Linked DNA regions of Homo sapiens: region 1 is linked to region 2. The links are chromatin contacts, found by Hi-C or POLR2A ChIA-PET in ENCODE. All regions are on one chromosome and are shown on one strand. The core of a region is the stretch at or near the end of the contact, and the rest is flanking DNA. Distances in the headings are between cores, read along the strand shown.

The links. A loop is a pair of places that touch in the nucleus more often than their neighbours do. ChIA-PET counts read pairs that join two places held with the same protein, here RNA polymerase II (POLR2A). Pooled maps may share reads with other maps.
Region 1: a map of mammary epithelial cell shows a loop between it and region 2 (9-fold over the local background). The contact joins the enhancer-like site here to the promoter of MAOA in region 2. A Hi-C loop is called at or near these places in 14 of 168 maps with a recorded cell type or tissue (MCF 10A, ascending aorta, cardiac septum and 10 more) and 18 of 50 pooled maps. POLR2A ChIA-PET finds 5 or more read pairs at or near these places in 2 of 52 experiments (MCF 10A and common myeloid progenitor, CD34-positive).

Annotation. Positions count from the first base shown.
Region 1 is chrX:43,588,503-43,594,643 of GRCh38, reverse strand. No RefSeq gene overlaps it. Among named protein-coding and RNA genes, the nearest start is that of MAOA, 65 kb to the left of the region's middle. Within about 2 kb of position 4,748, at least 3 of the 41 ENCODE cell types and tissues checked have a DNase peak (open chromatin) inside an H3K27ac peak, as active enhancers do; they include mammary epithelial cell, where a contact is called at or near this core.
Region 2 is chrX:43,655,044-43,661,176 of GRCh38, reverse strand. It overlaps MAOA (monoamine oxidase A), which reads right to left and starts at 4,878. Exons shown (of 15, transcript NM_000240.4): 1 at 4,763-4,878. The coding sequence starts at 4,835. RefSeq lists an enhancer at 5,985-6,044 and a silencer at 5,976-6,133.

The DNA of each region.
Region 1 (6,141 bases), core at 3,499-5,998, 66 kb after region 2:
TACTTTTAAAAATTGAGATTATTATCTTTTGTAAAAAGAAAATCCTATTTTTAAAACCTTACTTTGTAATGACAGCCCTTACAATCAAGTCCTGTCATTTAAGTCATACTTAGTAGTTATTTTAGTCTCCTTCCTTTCCCTCACTTCATACATCTAATCCATGGAAGTGTTTAGTAGTTTCTTTCTCCAAGACATATCCTGAATCTGCCCACTTTCACCATTCTCCATTGGCATCTTCCTCATCCAGGTACGGAGCAGTGCAACAGCTTCAAACTGGCCTTCCAGCTCCCCTCTTGATCTGCTTTAGTACATCATGTCAAATAGCAGCAAAAGTAATCTTCTTAAAGTCTTAGACAGATCATGTCACTTCCTAGCTTACAGCTTTTCCATGGCTTCCCTCTATACCTGGAAAAAAACCCAACCTACTTCCCATGACCTATGAGGCCCTGAATCACTTGGCCCCTGCTCATCTCTCCAGCCCAATCTTGGACCATTTTCCCCTCGCTCAGTGGGCTTCAACCCCACCAGTTTTCACTAGCAGCTTTCCCACCCCAGGGATTTACATATATTGCTTCTTCCAATCTTTATGGGTTTGGTTGTTTCCTTCGTTAGGTCTCAGCTCAAATCATTTTCCCAGAGAAGCCTCCTCTGACAACTCATTCCAGGTAGAGATCCCCTTCCTTCCACCATATTCCCTGTCTCAGCCCCTTATTTGTCTGCTGCATAGCATCTATGACAATTTACATTTACTTTATCAATGTCTATGTTTGATCGATTTTTATTTCCCTCCTCTATGAGCAGGTAAGCTCCATGAAGGAAGGAAGCTCATTTCTCATTATATTCCCAATGCTCCTTGAATCTTATAGGGAATGCTACAAAATATTAGCTTGTTCTACTTCCCATCCACAGCCCCCATTCAACATATCTTTTTATTATCTTTCTTTCACCTATATCTGATGGACAAAAAAATGATATGAAGTTTTTGATAGACTGAGAAAAAGCAAGTGATTGATTTGGTTTAAGATGTTTACTTTTTCAATAAAAGGCTTTCACTGAGTCACACGGATGGCTTAGTAATGGAGCTTGCAAATAAATAAAGCTTAGCCTAGAGGCTTTAATGCTCCTTTAAACATCAAGAAAGGCTGAAGAATTTATTGAGGAAGGGGAGTAGAAAATGTTAGCTTTAATACATCTCAAACTAGAGGCAGGAACCTTCCAATAGAGAGTAAATAATCTATCATCTGTAAGGAAACAACTAGCAAAAGGCCATCTAGCACAAAATACTCCCACCAAGTAAAATACCCACCAAAGTCTTTTACAGGGATCTTCTTGTTACGACATCATAATGAATCCTTAGCAGGAATGCCTCAATACAAAGGTGTCAAGGATGTTGCTCAGCACCACTAGGTTTGCCTAAGCAGGCACTCTAGCCATCAAAGCAGAGTGCCACAGTGTGTGTCGATGGAGAACTCCCTGCCTACAAATTAAACTTCAACATTTGTCCCACATGCCAATGAAGTAGAAGATGAGCTTTCTTGGAAGGATCATTTGCAAGAGGAAAGTGCTAACAAGCTTTCCAGTAGTGAAAGTTTTCCCTGACAGTTATAGTCCTCCTGAGGCCCTTTAGATGGACTCCAGAATCCAGTGGCCCTAGGGGTGGAAGTGAGACAGGCAGGTAGTAACAAGTCTTGCAGAGTCCCACGTTCTTTCCCATCGTGAACAAAGCTCTGTTTTTAGAGATGTTTCTCCTCTTCATCAAAGAAGTCTGTACTGGATGCTGCCTGGAAAATTCCCTTATATTGCTGAATTGACTGTAGAGGCTGAATAGCTGACAGAGCAAGAATACATCCAGCTCTTGGAGGCTAGCCATCACCTTGTGGAGCACAATGCTGAGAATACAGTAGACTTTTTTGGTTAATAAGCTTTTATTTTGAAATAATTTTAGATTTAGAGAAGGGTTACAAACAAAATACAGAGAGTTCCTGTGTACCCTTTACCTGGCTACCCTTAATGTGAACATCTTACATACCGTGGTGCATTTCTCAAAACTAAGAAATAAACTTTGGTATAAACATTGTGATATAAACCACAAACTTTATTAGAATTTAATTAGTTTGTCCTACATTAGGCTTTTAATGGCTCTGATTTTCCAATAGGAATACCTCTGAGCCAAAAGTTAAAAAGGGCCATGCGCAGTGGTTCACGCCTGTAATCCTAGCACTTTGGGAGGCTGAGGTGGGTGGATCACCTGAGGTCAGGAGTTCAAGACTAGCCTGGCCAACATGGTGAAACCCCATCCCTACTAAAAATACAAAAATTAGCCAGGAGTGGTGGCGGGTGCCTGTAATCCCAGCTACTTGGGAGGCTGAGGCAGGAGAATCACTTGAACATGGAGGGCGGAGGTTGCAGTGAGTCGAGATCGTGCCACCTCACTCCAGCCTGAGCAAAAGAATGAAACTCCATCTCAAAAAAACAACAGCAACAACAACAACACCACCACCACCACACACACACACACACACACACACACACACACACAGACACACAGAACAAAAATTAAAAGGGAGCACCTGTTTGATAAGGTCAAAAGTGAGTCAGTATTCAACCAGCCAGTCAGAAGGTCAGTTTATATAAAGAGGGTAGCCAAACACCATTTATGTTTTCTGAATGTCATAAAGGTAGGTGCTCCTTCATTCTCAATTGCTTTGATCTTTTCATTAGGCACAATAGTTCTTCCTCTAGTTAGCCTTTTTCTAGTTTGCTGTTTTCATTTCTTGACAACTCTTGACAGTCCGGTTGAGTAACAAGTGGTTTGTTAACTGTGAGAGCAAAGAGCTGATTTTACTTTGTCCTTGGTCAAGATGAAACACGTGAATTTTGCAGTATAGTCAATGCATGGAAATTGTAGCAAATAACTGGAAGAAAGTACTAGTAGAATAATTTAGCAGAAAGAACACTTAAATGCTTTTTGCTTTATCTTACTCCAAACTATTTTATTCTTTTTTTTTTTTTTTTTTTTTTTTTTGAGACGGAGTCTCGCTCTGTGGCCCAGGCGGGAGTGCAGTGGCGCAATCTCGGCTCACTGCAAGCTCCGCCTCCCGGGTTCACGCCATTCTCCTGCCTCAGCCTCCCGAGTAGCTGGGACTACAGGCGCCCACCATCACGCCCGGCTATTTTTTTTGTATTTTTAGTAGAGACGGGGTTTCACCGTGTTAGCCAGGATGGTCTCGATCTCCTGACCTCGTGATCCGCCCGCCTCGGCCTCCCAAAGTGCTGGGATTACAAGCGTGAGCCACCGCGCCCGGCCACTATTTTATTCTTAAATGAGATTAAGTTTCTACATCTAACTCTGATATTTGCCGTTCAGTTCTAAACTACACAGTTCTCCCAGCCGGGCGTGGTGGCTCATGCCTGTAATCCCAGCACTTTGGGAGGCCGAGATGTGCAGATCAACTGAGGTCAGGAGTTGGAGACCAGCCTGGCCAACATGGTGAAACCCTGTCTCTACTAAAAATTCAAAAATTAGCTGGGCCTGGTGGCGGGGACCTGTAGTCCCAGCTACTCAGGAGGCTGAGGCAGGAGAATCGCTGGAACCTGGGAGGCAGAGGTTGCAATGAGCCGAGATTGCGCCACTGCACTCCAGCCTGGGTGACAGAATGAGACTCCATCTCAAAAAATAAATAAATAAGTAAATAAACTAGACAGCTCTGCTTGACTAACACAACCACTTGGGCCAGATGAGAAACAAGACATTACAATTTTCTTTGAGGTACTTTGTTTTTTAGAGACTATCACTGTATGAGGCAACCATAGCACAAGGCTTTACATTCTTGTTGGCTTCTGTTTTTTGTTCCCTCATATGCCAATTCTCTTCTGAGTACAATTAATTTAAAGTGTTGGAGCTGTGAGCTTAATCAAGAGGATTTTTCAGAAAACACCCTAAAAACTTCTAAAAGTGATTTCCTACTATGTACTCAGAGAGCTAAGAGGGAAATTTTAGGGGTCCACCACTGGATTATTTCTGTCATAGTAGGACTTATCTTGAAATTGGTGTTCCCTGGCTTTCTTCTTGGATTTAACACTTGCCTCAAATAGACCAGAATCTTGGCTCATCAGCAATAATATTTTACATGGTACAGTGCTTCATATCTCACAGTTTTCCCATTTTTGTTCTCACTTCGTTGTTAAGCATCTGTGGTCTGATTATCACTCATCAGTGAGTGATCTGTGCTCTATGGCTTAAATAACTGAAGCTTTAGATGTGCAATTTCTCAAGGATACAGAGTTAGTAAGTGGCCAAGTTGAAATGAGACTGCTTATTTTTTTCTAGCCAAGCAAGTTTTTGGTATTAACTCAAAACCAGCCTAAGTTACATCAGCACTGCCCTTCATGTTCCGGGGAGTCTTTGTGTGCTAACTCCTCTCTAGAAATGGTCTCACATTTTAATCATATTTCAATGTCAGGGACTTTTAAATGTTGTTTGTCTTTGGCTCTGAAATCATTTGGCCAAAATTAATCTAACAGTGTGGAGCTTTCTTTGTTTAATGAAACCGAGAAAGAGGCAATAATAAAGGGCTTCTCATTGTCAGCAAAGGGTTAACTATTTTAACTCCAGTTGTTTTCACTGGAAAGGTTTTTCTGTTGTAATATAACTAGAACATCTAGTTCTGTTCTATTCTGACTACCCCTCCCTTTTCTAGACTCTTGCTCAATCAGTTACCTTTATAACTTTTCCCTAGTGTAACTTTTGTTTACATATGAGTTTGCCTTTCCAATACGGTTAGGACTCAAGTAAGCTTTTTATCCTGGGTTTCCTCATTTGCAAAGCACTAACGACCTCAGGTTTTCCTGCTTGCAGTACTGTTAGAACTTAGACCTAATGAGAGTTGGCAAATACTTCATTTTTTTAAAAACATTTGGCAAACAAATGAGGAGCACTGGAAAGGCCCTGCTTGAATGTGATATAGTAAAAATTAGCTTACATTCAGAAGGTAAAAATCTGCCTTGCTATTCATCAAGTTGGTACAATCACCGATACAAATAAAGCCAGCTGTACATTATCAGGAAGGAATATGTTTTCAGGTCACTGCAGCTGTATATGTCATAAGCACCTCCTTCTTTAACTATTGTGTTTTTACTGAGAAATGTGTTCTCCAAAATCATAGACTATCAGAAACTTAAGTGTTTAAAATTAGAAGAGTAACATTAAATCACCCACTCTTTTTTTTTTTTTTAACAATAATAACAGTAATTTATTTTGAACATGATATTATATATTTGACCCCTTACTTTTTTCTTTGGATATGTGTGTGTTGGGGGAATGACATCAAAGACCTTTTAGTTTTTTTTTTTTTTTTTTTAATGTTTTTTTTTTGTTATTATACTCTAAGTTTTAGGGTACATGTGCACATTGTGCAGGTTAGTTACATATGTATACATGTGCCATGCTGGTGCGCTGCACCCACTAACGTGTCATCTAGCATTAGGTATATCTCCCAATGCTATCCCTCCCCCCTCCCCCGACCCCACCACAGTCCCCAGAGTGTGATATTCCCCTTCCTGTGTCCATGTGATCTCATTGTTCAATTCCCACCTATGAGTGAGAATATGCGGTGTACTCAAACAAATTTACAAGAAAAAAACAAACAACCCCATCAAAAAGTGGGCGAAGGACATGAACAGACACTTCTCAAAAGAAGACATTTATGCAGCCAAAAAACACATGAAGAAATGCTCATCATCACTGGCCATCAGAGAAATGCAAATCAAAACCACTATGAGATATCATCTCACACCAGTTAGAATGGCAATCATTAAAAAGTCAGGAAACAACAGGTGCTGGAGAGGATGTGGAGAAATAGGAACACTTTTACACTGTTGGTGGGACTGTAAACTAGTTCAACCATTGTGGAAGTCAGTGTGGCGATTCCTCAGGGATCTAGAACTAGAAATACCATTTGACCCAGCCATCCCATTACTGGGTATATACCCAAAGGACTATAAATCATGCTGCTATAAAGACACATGCACACGTATGTTTATTGCGGCACTATTCACAATAGCAAAGACTTGGAACCAACCCAAATGCCCAACAATGATAGACTGGATTAAGAAAATGTGGCACATATACACCATGGAATA
Region 2 (6,133 bases), core at 3,629-6,128:
CTTAAACAAGACAAGGAGCCAGAGCTACCTCTACTTGTAATGAGTTGCTTTGAGAGACCGAGCATTTCCTATCCTTAAATGCGTTCAAAGCTACAGCCATCTGGCTCTAATCACTAGCGAGGTGCTGTTAAGAAGATTAAAATCTTAGGTGATTGGACTAGATTGCCTTTTAAAACCCCTTTGACCCAAAGACTCAAATTCCAAACAGACTCATGAAGGAAGTATACATTGTCCCCTGGAGGTGGGCTTTTTTCTTGTTTCCTTTTTTTCTCTACTAAAGAGAACCATTTCAGAAATTCTCAGTTGAGGGCAGATTTAAAAATCTTCCACCGCTAGTTTTCTGTCATTTATTGTATCTGTGGCAGCTCATGAGTAAGAACTAACAACTGAATTCAGTGACTGAGCCATTATCCTTAAAATCAAATCATGAAATAAGAGATAGAAAATAAGTGTAAATTGTTTGTTAAGTACAGATTACAAGCTCTACAAGAGGAGAGAAAAATCAATGGGAGCCAGAGTGATCAAGGAAAGGATCTTCAGCCAAGCATTGAAGGATAGATAGAATATAAATGTAAGAGAAAAGCACTTCCATGTTAAGAAAGATAAAAACAGAAAAGGCATGAAGGGACTAAATAAACGTAGTGTAGCCTGAGGACACGAGGCGGTGAGACTAAAGCTCAGATCCATGTTGGAAAATAGTAGGAAATGCTACTTGTCATGATGGGGGGCGGGATAGGGAGGTGTTTGGGAGGCTGCTAATAGGAGACCATTGAAGGCCCTGAGCAGAGGGGCAAGGTGATGAAAGAAGTGTTTAAGAAAAATCAAGTTTGGGAGAACACTGAATGCAGGATGGACATAAAGGGAGAGCCATTATTGTAAAGGGTGGCCACTGGGAAGGGGGTCATAACCAGGTAGCTTCAGGGGTCAAGAGCTTTTGCAACAACATTGATGGAACTGGAGACCATTATCTTAAGTGAAACAACTCAGAAATAGAAAGTCCAATACCATATGTTCTCACTTATAAGTGGGAGCTAAATAATGTACACACACAGACATAGAGGTATGGAATAATAGACATTGGTGACTGGAAGGGTGTGGGGCAGGAGGAAGGAGGATGATGAGAAATTACCTAATGGGTACAACGTACATTATTCACGTTATGAATACACTAAAAGCCCAGACTTCACCACTATGCAATCTATCCATGTAACAAAATTGCAGTCGTATCCCTTACATTTATACAAAATACTTTTAAAAAAGAGTCTGTCCTGGTGATGGGGGGAGGGAGGTCATCATAGAGAAAGGAGAAGAGAGATAGCCCCAAAGAAGAGTGAGAAGGATCTGCTAAAAGGGTGCAGAAGATAAAAGAAAAGATTATGTCAAAAATTATAGAAGGGATGGTGGTGCTAAGAACAGAGTCAAGGAACTGAGGAAAAGAAGCTGGATTGGCTAGCACAGTAGCTATGGTACATGTTGAACCTGAAGTGTTCAATCGTGAAATACCCAGGAGCAGATAAGCTATGGGACAGGAGTTCAGGGAAGGAAGAGGATTCAAATCAGAGACTTGAGAGTTTTCTATAGATAAGGGACAGCTGAAGTCCTAGAATGAGAAAGAGAGGGAGAGAGTACCAAGAGCCCCAAAGTGATGAACAGTGAAACCTTTCAAAACCAGATGTTTGCAAGAATATGAGCACAATGAAAGGGATGGAAAAGCAGCAATCAGTATGGGATAAAAATTCAGGATCCAATAGCATCGCTGAAAACATGAAAGGAGTTTCAAAAAGGAATGGGTGATAGATGATGAATGATGGTTAAGGACCAGAGCATTTTAAAGATACCACTAGACCAACAAATCAGCAGGGTTATTTCCCCTCTCAACTATTAACATACTATATATAATTATTTAATTGGTGGTTAGGCAGATAAAAAGAGTTTGTGGTTGTAAGACATAGTCTATTTTATGTTTTATAATGACAAAAAAGGAGATACATCCAGATGCTGCTATTCTCTGTGTAGAGAGTTATTTAAAAAATGTTGCTAATATGGATCAATTTTGAGTAATGTCACTTAGAATATGTACTCTTCTGGGTGCTATATAATAGAAATAACACTGCTGATGCTATGGATTGGTGATGTATTATGAATGTGTGGGTAACCTATCAAAGTGTACAAGTCCTAATAAAAGTTATAAAGAACATCCAAAGGCATATAAAACTGCCACAGGGACTATTAAGTAATTCATGGGATACTGCCAAGCACACACAAAAATGGTATGTTTCTGAATTCACAAGAATGCTTGGGAAGTGATGCTTCTCACCCGCTCATGAAACACTCAGTTTATGTCCAGGATCTAACACGAGCCACACTTGCAACTACTTTCATTTTAGCTGTGAACCATCTGGGAAGGTACCACAGATAGAAAGCAATGTTTCTGGTCAGTTTGAGTATTAAAATCACTCAGATCTGACTGATGGAGATGGCATTAGAGGAAGTCAAGTGCTTTTTCCAGTGTCACTGAAGCTGGCCTCTGGAATAGAGGTGTGAACTACTGTGCAAGAAATGCCCTCTACTTCCCCCAAATGGAAATAAATTAATAATTAAGAGTGACTATGGACAGATTCAGGTTTTGTGGGACCTACAACTTATATATAACTTGGGTATCCTCTCTAAGAAATAAGAAAGCAAAATTGCAAATACAGGACTGAGTATGAAACTGGTTATTTATTTAGAATGAGAACCAGAAGCAACCTACAGTTATAAGGCCATAAAGCATAAAGTTTATCAGCTACATGGTAATTTCACCTCTGCTAATGACCAAGTATGGAGCATAAAGTATAGAAAGGGAGGAAGAGCAGGTAATCAGGCAGAGGAAAAATAAAAAAACCGCGCTCCTTAAGGAATTCTGGAGACTGAACAAGAAAAAGACTAAGAATAAAATCCCAGAAAGAACTCTGAATTGCAGAATACAGATGGTATGGAGATGGGAGAGGACCCAGAACCCCTAGTCAATGTATATAACACATTGTCATCATATTTATTTTCCAGTGATCTACAACCATATTGCTTTTAGGAGGCTTGCCTAGTGGGACCAGATTTTGGGAAACAGCAGTCCACTTCATTGCAGGTACTCAACAAGTGTTTTTTGAATGAATAAATAAATACATAAATAAATAAAGAGAAACAAGCTGAAATACTCCTTTTTCTTACTCTCCACCAGGAGCTGCTTTCCTCTGATGCTCCAACATACATGTATGTTTTTGCTGGTACTGGCTGGAACTGGCAAAGCAACAGTTCATGCCAATCTCTTCTCTTGGCCTGTTCAGGATAAACAATGTTGGGTTCAGATAAAGCTATCTCTACCCAACATTAATTTGTAGCATGTTCAGAGTCTCCTCGAAAGATTTATATATAAAAATGGCTACTGTGGGGCCACTCTACTTACTCCCTCCCATCAGCTTTCTCTTTCTGAATCAGATCCTGCAGGGATAACTCAGAAATTATTAACACCTAGTAGGGGGAGGATAGGTCAGTGTGGTATTCTAGCCAGGGATGAAAGGCAACAAAATTCCTAATTTTCAAACATTTTACCAATGATGGCAACATAGGCGACAATATATCAATCATGATGAGGCTTCCAGGAAGATATTGGAAAGCCTCATGCACCACTCACTTGGTTAGCCACAAATCCAAGCCAGGACCAGGGGCACCCTGGCCCACCAACTGGCTCATCAGAAGACAAGATTCAGGTGGTGGGAGCTCTTAGTGAAAGGAGGAAGGAGGATACAACAGGGCACTCAGCCCCTGCTTCATAAAGGGATTCTCTTTGGACAATAAATGTCCTACACCTTCCTGCAAGTTCATATATATATATACACACACACAGTTCATATATATATATATATAAACACAGTTCATATATATATATATAAACACAGTTCATATATATATATAAACACAGTTCATATATATATATAAACACAGTTCATATATATATATAAACACAGTTCATATATATATATAAACACAGTTCATATATATATATAAACACAGTTCATACACACACACACACACACACACACACACACACACACAGGAATAGTTTAAGAGCTCACCCCCTCTTCTCCTCTTTTTTTTTTTAACCTTTTCTTAAAGGAGTCTACCTCCTTCCTCTTCACCTACTAAATTTTCTACGGAAAATAGAGAAGAGCAGGACTGGAATAACACTACTGCTCCCTCAATACTACAGAAATCTGTATCCTGATGTTCTGTTTAGGGCAAAGGATATGAAATCAGTGAGGCAAAGCAGCCACCTCAGGAATTAGTACTGCAGGTCTTAAATGGGAGAAAATCGTTCAGCCACTTACAAGCTAGGTGATTCGACCTCAAGAGAGTTATTGAAACTCCCCAGACCTCAGTTTCTTGGTTTTGCAAAACGGGGATGAATTTAGTTCCCACCTCACAGGACTGTTGAGGACTGAGAAAATCCACGTAAAGTGCTAAATACAACTGCACAGCAAGAGCTAATTAAATATTAGTATTTAATAGTAGTAGTAGTAAAATTATTGTGTCTGCCTCCCCCAGTCACACCACCAGCAAAACTGGCACAACCCCCACTCCTACCTCGCAGGATATGGGGCCAAGCCATGGCTACACTACACTCTCGCATGCATGAGAGACCCCCAAACACCACAAGAGCTACTGTAGGTTCCCCTACCCCTCACTGGCCAGGGTCCCCCAGGCCACCGCTACGGTCCACACTGACCTGAAATGCCACCTCCGATCACGACTACGTCGAACATGTGGCCCGCGATACTCGCCTTCTCTTGATTCTCCATGCTTTGGCTGACACGCTCCTGGGTCGTAGGCACAGGAGTGGGGACGGCAAAGGGTGGGAAGGACCCTTCTATCAACTCCCCCGGGGAGCCCGGGGGCGGAGCCGATCCTTCTTTTGATACCCGGGGGGAGCCGGGCACTGTGGGCGGGGCGAACCCTTTTGCTGATACTCCGGGAGCGCCCAGGGGCGGAGCTGATGTTTCAGCTGATACCCGGGGGGAGCTGGGCACTGAGAGCGGGGCGGACCCTTGTACTGACACTCGGCGAGAGTTATTAGGTTTAGAATGTCCTTGTGTCGGCAGCTGGAAAGGATTACTGGGTGCAGGAGGTTCTTGTATTGAACCCCGCGGAGTGTCAGGCACTGAGGTGGGGGTAGACGCCTGCCTTGACACTGGGGGGATGTTATGGGGTGCAGGAGGTGCTTGTGGCGACACTGGGGAAATGTTATTGGGTAGAGGTGGTCCTGGTACCAAACCCCAGGGGAAGCTGGACACTGAGGATGCGGCAGACCCTTGTACTGACACTCGGGGGTGTTACTGGGTGTAGGAGGTGCTTGTATTGACACTTGCGAAAGGTCATTGGGTATAGGAGGTCCCCGTACAAATATCCAAGTGTAGTCGGACACTGAGGTCAGGTTGGAATCCGGGGGCAGGGTCGGTCCTTTTACCAAACCCCGTGGGGTGCTGAACCCTGAGGAGAAGGCAGACCCTTGCAATGACTCTACGGGGGAGTTTACGGGCGGGGTAGGTCCTGTTACTAATACCCAGGGAATGCCGGTGTCCTGATTGGAGGCTGTGACGGCCCCATCGGAGGAGTTCGAGCTGGTGGTAGACTTGGGGATCCGACTGCTCGGGTTGTAAGCGCTGAAACCCCGGAGGCCACTCTTGGAGTCGGAGTCAGTACTCTCGCTAAGACCGGTAGTGCTGATTGGGGAGTGTATGCTGGAGCTCCAGGAGGCGGCCTCGGCAGTTGAGGACGTGCTCCACTGGGAACTGGCTAGCGGATCCGAGACGGACCGCCACTCAGAACGGACGCTCCATTCGGACAGGCTGTAGGAGGTGTCGTCCAAGCTGGAGTCCGGGTTCGGGACCTGGGCAGTTGTGCCCCCGGCTTCGGGCGGGCCCTCCGCCTTGCGCTCGGTGCCGGTGCCGGTACTGGTGCGGGTACTGGTGCCGGTGCCGGTACTGGTGCGGGTACTGGTGCCGGTGCCGGTACTGGTGCGGGTACTGGTGCCGGTGCCGGTGCCGCCGGGGAAGGAGGCTGAGGCGTTTGTGCTCATGTTTCTGGAGCACGCTGGGCG